Regions from separate parts of the Homo sapiens genome. Here region 2 is linked to region 1. The links are chromatin contacts, found by Hi-C or POLR2A ChIA-PET in ENCODE. All regions are on one chromosome and are shown on one strand. The core of a region is the stretch at or near the end of the contact, and the rest is flanking DNA. Distances in the headings are between cores, read along the strand shown. Region 1 holds the start of LIN7C (lin-7 cell polarity scaffold C). Region 2 holds the start of RCN1 (reticulocalbin 1).

Region 1 (4,052 bases), core at 690-3,189:
TACAGACACGATTTTTTTCTGAGTATTTTCAATCTGCAGTTGGTTGAAATATGGAACCCATGGATATGGAGGGCTGACTGTAATTCATCCTACTAAGAGGTGGAGTCTTCTACTGAAGAACAGAAAAGAAATCTGTAACAGCAAAAAACAAAGCCAAGACTATCAAAACTAAATGCCACAGAAGTTCCACATTTTGTGTTGCATTTAAAAATACAAAGACCGGCCGGGTGCAGTGGCTCACGCCTGTAATCCTAGCACTTTGGGAAGCCGAGGCGGGCGGACTTCCTAAGCTCAAGAGTTCGAGACCAGCCTGGGCAACACGGTGAAACCCCGTCTCTACTAAAATACAAAAAACAGCCGGGTTTGGCGGCGTTCGCCTGCAGTCCCAGCTACTCGGGAGGCTGAGGCAGGAGAATTGCTTGAACCCGGGAGGCAGAGGTTGCAGTGAGCCGAGATCGCGCCACTGCACTCCAGCCTGGGCGACAGAGCAAGACTACGTCTCCAAACAGCAACAACAAAAACACAAAAGACCAATACGTTAGAATCTTAACTAGCTTTCAAAGAAAAAACTTACTCCTGTTAACACCAAACAGATTTGCTCCCATCTATAAAACACAGTGCCACTGTGCTCAAGAGGAAGATGTCAGAGACTTAGGCCTAACTCGGCAAGTCTTCCCAGAGTAGCTAGTCCTCTAAAATGATGCTTTAATAGGCTTAACGGAAACAATCTCATTTACAGTGAGGCTTCCAAATGGTGAACACGGTAAAGAGCAAATCAGCAACATTAAGTGCACATTTGTTTGTGGGAAGGCATTAGGAAAGAGGTTTTTCTAAGTACAGTAATTCTAAAAATGTGTTTTCTTAGGGAACAATAGTAATATTTAGACTAATTGCAAATGTTAATATGTGCAATATAATTTCAGTCTCCATCCTACATATACATTTTTTTTTACCACCAGTACTCAAAATGTTTATTTGTACTTCTCAATTCCTATCAATGATTTCTAATGCTGGTGTATGAAAAGCATGCTTGAAATTGTTTGAAATAAAGGACTTAGGGACAGAGTGGAATGCTGGAAATCTGTAAAAGGACTGGAAACGCTGGAATGCTGGAAATCATGGTAGGCGCATAGCCAGTTATTTTCGTAGGCTTCTCTATCTCTAATTACTCAGCAGAGGTGGTTTTATTTTCCTTGACAGTCTGCTCTAGGAAGCAATCAGCCAACCAGTTTGCAATTGTAGGGTTTGTAAGAAATGAAAAACACTGCACCTGCAAGTGTTTTAGCATCTACCACTATTCGGCTTACTTACGTAACCTCCTTCCCAAGACCAAGTCAGTAGGATTGTTTTTAAAGCAACCTCTCCATTTCTAGGAGGGGCACAAAAGCTAGCAAATACCCCAACCCGAATACAAGCGAGGTTGTGGAGAAAGTAATGAAGGAGTTTGTGTGCAAACAGCGGGGAAAGGAGGTTCTGTTGAATTGTACCGTGTGTCCGTTCTCGTGCTGTACAGGCAATGAGTGTAGTCTGTGCGAACCGGGTGTGTGACGTTTGCTTTTCGGGTGTACGGGTCTCCGAATGCTGCTTCTGCTGTGCTCACCAAGGGAGCGCGTGTGCGGCGTGTGTCTGCGAAGCGGGCAGGTTGTGTTTAGTTGTGCTGTGCCTTGGAACAGTCCGTGTGAACAGAGGAGGGCTTACGGTTAACAGACAAAATACCGTAAGCGCCCTTCCTAGAGCCAGGCACAGAGACAACGGCGGCCTCTGGCGCCGGCACAAGGGACAGCGTGGCCCGGATCTCAGAGCCTGGGTCACTCCTCCTCCCCTCCAGCGACACAGCACTCCCCCAACCCTTCCGCCCACCTCCGCCGAGCCTCGGCTGCACTCACCTCTCTCCAGCCGCACGGGTTCCCCTAGCGCCGCCATCTTCTCCCTTAACCTACAGACCCACAGGAAATGACGACAGAAGGGCTGAGGTGGGGGGGCGGGGCCTAGGGGAAGCCGGAAAAGTGAGTACCGGCTAGTATCGCGAGATCAGGAAGGTGGCCGAGTGTGTCGCCGCGGCCATCAGGGTAAGGGTACCTGGACTTGCGGCTTTTTAGGTCGGCCTGGCTCCGCTCCTTCCGCGGTGACGAGGTCCCCCGGCCTCCTAGGGTTGGGAAGAGCTGCTTTCCTGACTCTCGTTCCCTGCCTCAGGCTTCCCTTATCCCAATCGCTTCGAACCCTTGGCTCAGCGTAGAGGAGTCAAGCCTGGATTCTAGTCCCACCTTGCCCATTAGCAGCTCTGTGACCTGGGACTGTTCACTTACCCTCTCTCAGCCTCAGTTTCCGCATCTGTACAACGAGAGGTCCTATCTCTTAGGTCCTTACAATTTTTAAACTCTGGGATTCGGTGGCAATTAAATGTGTAATGACATGTTGTCAGTTCTCAATTTGTGACAGCATTGCTTTAAATTTAAAAATCCACGGCTTGAATCTTCCCTCCAAATCTGTTAAGGGGTGGAAAGTACAAAGAGCATGAAACATATCTGGGTGAGGGAGAGAACAAGGTGCTTTGGTGCACCACAAAGTAACAATTTTATAAGCAGCTGATTCTTATAAAATCTTAAGTAAATGAAATATTGTGAAGCAAATAATATTCTTAATGCATTACAGATTTTTGAGCCACTTCTGAAATTTTCGCGAACCAAGAAGAATTTTAGTACTTGGATTTGACTAACATTTATCCAAGCCCTTAGTCTGTACTGATACTGTGGTAGGTGTGTTTACATCCAGCATTTCAACACTTCATGATGGGACTGTTTTAATAACCTGTTTGCCCCTGGTCCACCCTTTCCATTCACCTTTAGTATTTTCTTCTCCAAATCCATCATGGATGCCACCACTATGCTCCTTTTTCTCCCCTTGAATTCTGATTTCATCATCACAAGTTCTGTTCAGAAACTTTCAATGGTTTCTCTCCTGTTTCCTATTTCTAAAGCCTTGCATACTCTGACCCTAACTCATCCAACTAACTTCATTTCTCATTACCACTAAGTGCAACCACCACTTCAGTCCAGATAGTATAGTTTCAACCATATTTATTCCTGATTCCAAGTCTTTTTGTTTGTTTTAGAGACAGAGTTTCTCTCTGTTGTCCAGACTGGAGTGCAGTGGTGCAATCACAGCTCAAGAGAGCCTCCTGTCTCAGTCTTGCCAGTAGCGAGGACTACAGGCAAGCACCACCATGCCTGGCAAATTTTTAAATTTTTAGTAGAGATGGGGGTCTTGCTATGTTGCCCAGGCTGGTCTCAAACTCCTGAGCTCAAGCAGTCCTCCTGCTTTGGCCTCCCGAAGTGCTGGGATTACAGGCGTGGGCCACTGTGCCAGGCTCCAAATCTTCATTTGTGTTGTTCTTGTGTGGAATGCCCTTCTTCATCCCTTCCTAGTCTCCAAACTTTGTACACACTCAGTTGAACCCATTTCGTGGGTCCCTGCTGAAGGCATGCCACTTCTACCAAGCCTTTTCTCCATATTATTCCCCTTTTTTGTCCTCTGATGGCCTAAATACGTTGCAGTAACACTCAGGTGCTTATCTCTTACTCGTTGTCATTTTTTTTTGCTGCAAATGTGTTCAAGAAATGTTTATTAAACACCTAATATATACCAGGTGCCTTGATAGGAATACCAGGTAGAGCAAGACAAATGCAAACATTGCCCTTATTTCTTCAAATATTTTTTCTTTCCATTCTCTTGCTCCTCTCCTTTGGTGTGACTATTGGAGTCATGTGCATGTACATAATATACATGTATATTGAACTAACTGGCATTGTCTCACAGCTCAGTGACGCTCTGTTCATTTTTTTTTCAAGATTTTCTTTATGTTTCCTTTTGGATAATTGCTATGTTTTCATATTCATTAATCTTTTTTCAATATCTAATATTGAAATCCTGTCCAGTTCATTCTTCATATAAAACATTGTAGTTGTTGCCTCTACCAGTTTGATTTGGGTGTGGGTGTGTGTCTTACATCTTTTATGTCTTAACATGCTCAACTTTTCTGCAGCTTCTTAAAC
Region 2 (4,052 bases), core at 1,093-3,592, 4.6 Mb after region 1:
ACAATTCATATCCTGCTTGCCTGATGAGCACAGAAGGTACTAAACCGCCTACCTTAGGACACTTGCATTTCAGCAGGGAGCTCTTACACCCCCAAGGTAATGCTCCTCTATTGCTAGAAATTCAGATCTCTAGGCTGGCTGGGGGAAGCATGTCTGGTCTCAGGCACAGTACTTCTTGTGCCATGCAAAGTCAGCTGGTGGGAAGGGGGGGATCCAAGGAAAAGAAGGGGACTAGGAAGAGAAGCGGGGATCCAAGGACTGGCTTCCCAGCTCTCACTGCCAGCCAGTGGGGTCACAAAGACATTGCCTCAAATGTGGAGCTGTCCTCTGCTAGCTCGTACAGGATCTTATCCTTCTCTCACATAACTACATCCTTCCATCTAGCTTATCTTACTCACCTTCAGTCTCAATTTAAATGTGTCTTCCTCTGGGAGGCCTTCCCTGATTGATTCCCATGTCTGGATCGGTTCAGTACCCCCAGACCACTACATGCCTTTCTCTGTGAGCACTTGTCATGCTGACTTGTGATCCATGGATCTCAGTTAGCCAGAATCCAGCACAGCCTGACACTTAGCAGGTGCTCAGTTTATGGAACGAACGAACGAATGAACATCTGTTCATATACACTATAGCTCTGCAGACACCATGATTATCTTGTTCTCCATTGTACCCTCAGCACCCAGTCCAGTGCTTAGGCTGTAGTAGTAAGACAGTAATGATTTATTAATTGATTGAAAGAGGGCGTCCCAAGAAAGGGACTTGCGTCTATGTTGCGACGACATCTTTATTGCAAGGGCAAGAAGCACATCCCAGACCTTTTTGAAAACATCAGGGATGGAGGTGGGAGGCAAGGCAAGATGGAGGAAATTTCTAGGAGTACAGATATTTAGCTGTCATGGTGGGTTTCCCTCTTCAACTATCGTTTCAGTTTTCTAGGGTTTTTTTTTTTTTTTATGGAGTTTCTCTCGTTTCCCAGGTTGAAGTGCAATGGCATGATCTCGGCTCACTGCAACCTTCGCCTCCCAGGTTCAAGCGATTCTCCTACCCCAGCCTCCGACTAGCTGAGATTACAGGCGCCCGCCACCTCGCCCAGCTAATTTTTGTATTTTTAGTAGAGACGGTGTTTCACCATGTTGGCCAAGCTGGTCTCGAACTCCTGACCTCAAGTGATCTACCTGGCTCCGCCTCCCAAAGTGCCGGGATTACAGGCATGAGCCACCGTGCCCGGCCTTCTAGGGATTCTTAACCTGGGGCTCATAGGTGGGGCTTCAAAAGATCCATGAATCCTCCGACTCTTTAATCAAGCACCCGTGTCAGTAGCTGTATGTGCATTTTTCTGGAAGAGGATCATGGCTTTCAATGAGTGTCAAAAGGCTGAGACTGCTCGAGACCTCACCGTCCAATACGGTAGCCATTAGTCCCGTGTGGCTCTTTAAGTTTAGATTTAAATTAAAATTTCAGTGCCTCACTTACACTAAGCTACACATCAAGTGCTCAACAGCCACTACCTACAGGCCAGACCAGATAGAGGGCATTTCCATCATTGCAGAAAGTTTGATGGGACAGATATCTGTATTGGTAGCATTACCAACTGAATACAGGTAAGATTGGATCCAACTAGTGCTTTTGTAAAATGAGTTACCAACATTTAGAAATAAAACATAAAAATCTAAAATCCTGATTGATTTCATTTGGGAAACAGGACTATCTATCAGCGTGGGGCCTGCGTTCCCCTGGCAGCTGGAACGCACAGTACCGCTCCCTTTAGAGGGACTCTTGGTCATATAGAAGTTCCCCGCTTGACCCTCCTTGACGACTGACAGTACGACCCTCGTTTCTAGGGGACTTCGCCCGTCTTGGTCTCCTTCCAGGCTCGCGTTTGTAACCAGACTCCAAATTTTACTAAATGGGGTTGAATTGGGTTTGAGAGCACATCTTAGAGCAGGGTCTAGGGCTGAGATTCGGGGTCTCAGTTGGAAGTTGAGGAAGGGCAACGTCTCCTTCCTTACAGTTTTCCCGGAACTGTAGGAAGTCAGAGGGAATTTTATCCTGCACATCTGTTGCTTGACAAAGAACTTCCCAATCCTCCTCCGAGCCCTCCAGTCCCTAGCCCAGTTCGCCCGGGCCCGCCCCTAGCAACAAGATCGCGGGGAGGGGCCGAGGCGAAACACGAGCCCCGCGCCCACCACCCCAGCTGGCGACGTGGCTCCGCGGCCCCGGCTTCCCCCGGCAGCTCAGCGACCAATGGGCGCGCGAGCGGGGCCGCCCGCAGCTTCCCAGCCCGAGGCCCAGGCGCGCCCCTCTGCTCCGGCTCGGGGCGGGCACTGGCGGAGGGACTGGCCAGTCCCCTCCTCCGCGCCGGCCCCAACCCTGTCGCTGCCGCCGCGCTCCGAGTCCCCATTCCCGAGCTGCCGCTGTTGTCGCTCGCTCAGCGTCTCCCTCTCGGCCGCCCTCTCCTCGGGACGATGGCGCGCGGTGGCCGCGGCCGCCGCCTGGGGTTAGCCCTGGGGCTGCTGCTGGCGCTGGTGCTGGCGCCGCGGGTTCTGCGGGCCAAGCCCACGGTGCGCAAAGAGCGCGTGGTGCGGCCCGACTCGGAGCTGGGCGAGCGGCCCCCTGAGGACAACCAGAGCTTCCAGTACGACCACGAGGCCTTCCTGGGCAAGGAGGACTCCAAGACCTTCGACCAGCTCACCCCGGACGAGAGCAAGGAGAGGCTAGGGTGAGGCCGCGGCCAGGGCCCCGTGGGGGGCGGCGCAGGTGTCCGAGGGCCGCCTGGGCGAGAGCCACGCGGGATACCACCGCCAAAGCGAAAGCGAAATCGCGCGCGCGGCCTCGAGGATGGGGCCCTGCCCAACTCGGCGCTGGGGCTCAGGCTAACTTGCTGGAGGGCCCCGGGACCCCAGCTTGGAGATCGCCGCCGCCGCGCCCCGGCCGGGGTGGTTTCTCGCGGGGAGGCGAGAACGTGGCAGCGGCCGCGGGAGCCAGGACGGCGAGGGCCCGCCCCCTCCCCCAGGTTGCATCAGAAGGGAGGGGAGAGTGCACAAAAGAAGAGTTTGTCCACAGTGGCCTGTTAGTGCCATGAGTTCCTCCCCACTCTCTCGCAGTTTCTCTCTGATCCCCCACTCCCGGGGAGAAGGGCTTGAGACACTCGCTAAGAAAATCTCAGGGATGAACATAAATGGATAAAAGATGAAGGGGCAGGCGAGCGACAGGCTTGCTTCCTGGTCTCGGCCGCAGTGGTCTTGCCTTTTGCCTAATCGCCCTGTAAATCTATCGTAAGGAGTCTGGGCGCGGTGACTCACGCCTGTAATCCCAGCACTTTGGGAGGCCGAGGCGGGGGGAGGGGTGGGGAGATCACCTGAGGTCAGGAGTTCGAGACCAGCCTGACCAAACGGCGAAATCCCGTCTCTACTAAAAATACAAAAATTAGCCGGGCGTCGTGGCACACGCCTGTAATCCCAGCTACTTGGGAGGCTGAGGCAGGGGAATCGCTTGAACCCGGGAGGCGGAGGTAGCAGTGGGCCGAGATTGCGCCACTGCACTCCAGCCGGGGCTAGAGTGAGACTCCATCTCAAAAATAATAAAAATAAAAATAAAATAAAATCTAGTGTAGGGATACAAAAATCCGGTTGAAAAGGGACACGCAGTTTCCGATTGGAAACACGAGGGAGCAGGAATGGAAACGGTTCGCCTGAAACGTTTCTGTTGGCAGCAGATGTCTGCAGAAGCACTCAGTTCTTTGGCAACTGATTTGTTTGGGGGGCAAAAAGCTGGAGGGTTCTCTTGGTGGTGGAGGATTTTGACTTGGGCTGTTAAAGGCAGTTGAGTCAGGAACCAAACCCGGGAAACAAAACTTCGGCGCATTTTAGTACACCCTCCCCGGGTCCCCTGAGGAAACACTTGGGCACTGTGCGGAGGTATCTGGTGGTCCTTGCACAGAGGACCCAGCAGGCAGCCTGGTCCCAGATGGAGGCAGGGCTGGGGAAGAAACCAGCAGTCCTGCCTATTGGGCACCAGGTCTCAGATCTCCCTGAACCTGATTCCTGGGGGTG

What was found. Hi-C counts contacts between places; a loop is a spot of excess contacts on that map. ChIA-PET counts read pairs that join two places held with the same protein, here RNA polymerase II (POLR2A). Pooled maps may share reads with other maps.
Region 2: a pooled map shows a loop between it and region 1 (12-fold over the local background). The contact joins the promoter of RCN1 here to the promoter of LIN7C in region 1. A Hi-C loop is called at or near these places in 1 of 37 single-sample maps with no recorded cell type and 10 of 50 pooled maps. POLR2A ChIA-PET finds 5 or more read pairs at or near these places in 1 of 52 experiments (GM12878).

What each region holds. Positions count from the first base shown.
Region 1 is chr11:27,504,830-27,508,881 of GRCh38, forward strand. It overlaps LIN7C (lin-7 cell polarity scaffold C), which reads right to left and starts at 1,940. Exons shown (of 5, transcript NM_018362.4): 1 at 1,887-1,940. The coding sequence starts at 1,923. BDNF-AS (BDNF antisense RNA) reads left to right here and starts at 2,023. Exons shown (of 7, transcript NR_033315.1): 1 at 2,023-2,069. RefSeq lists enhancers at 1,501-2,700, 1,857-1,986, 2,057-2,346.
Region 2 is chr11:32,088,732-32,092,783 of GRCh38, forward strand. It overlaps RCN1 (reticulocalbin 1), which reads left to right and starts at 2,343. Exons shown (of 6, transcript NM_002901.4): 1 at 2,343-2,719. The coding sequence starts at 2,466. RefSeq lists a silencer at 2,058-3,087 and an enhancer at 3,556-4,052.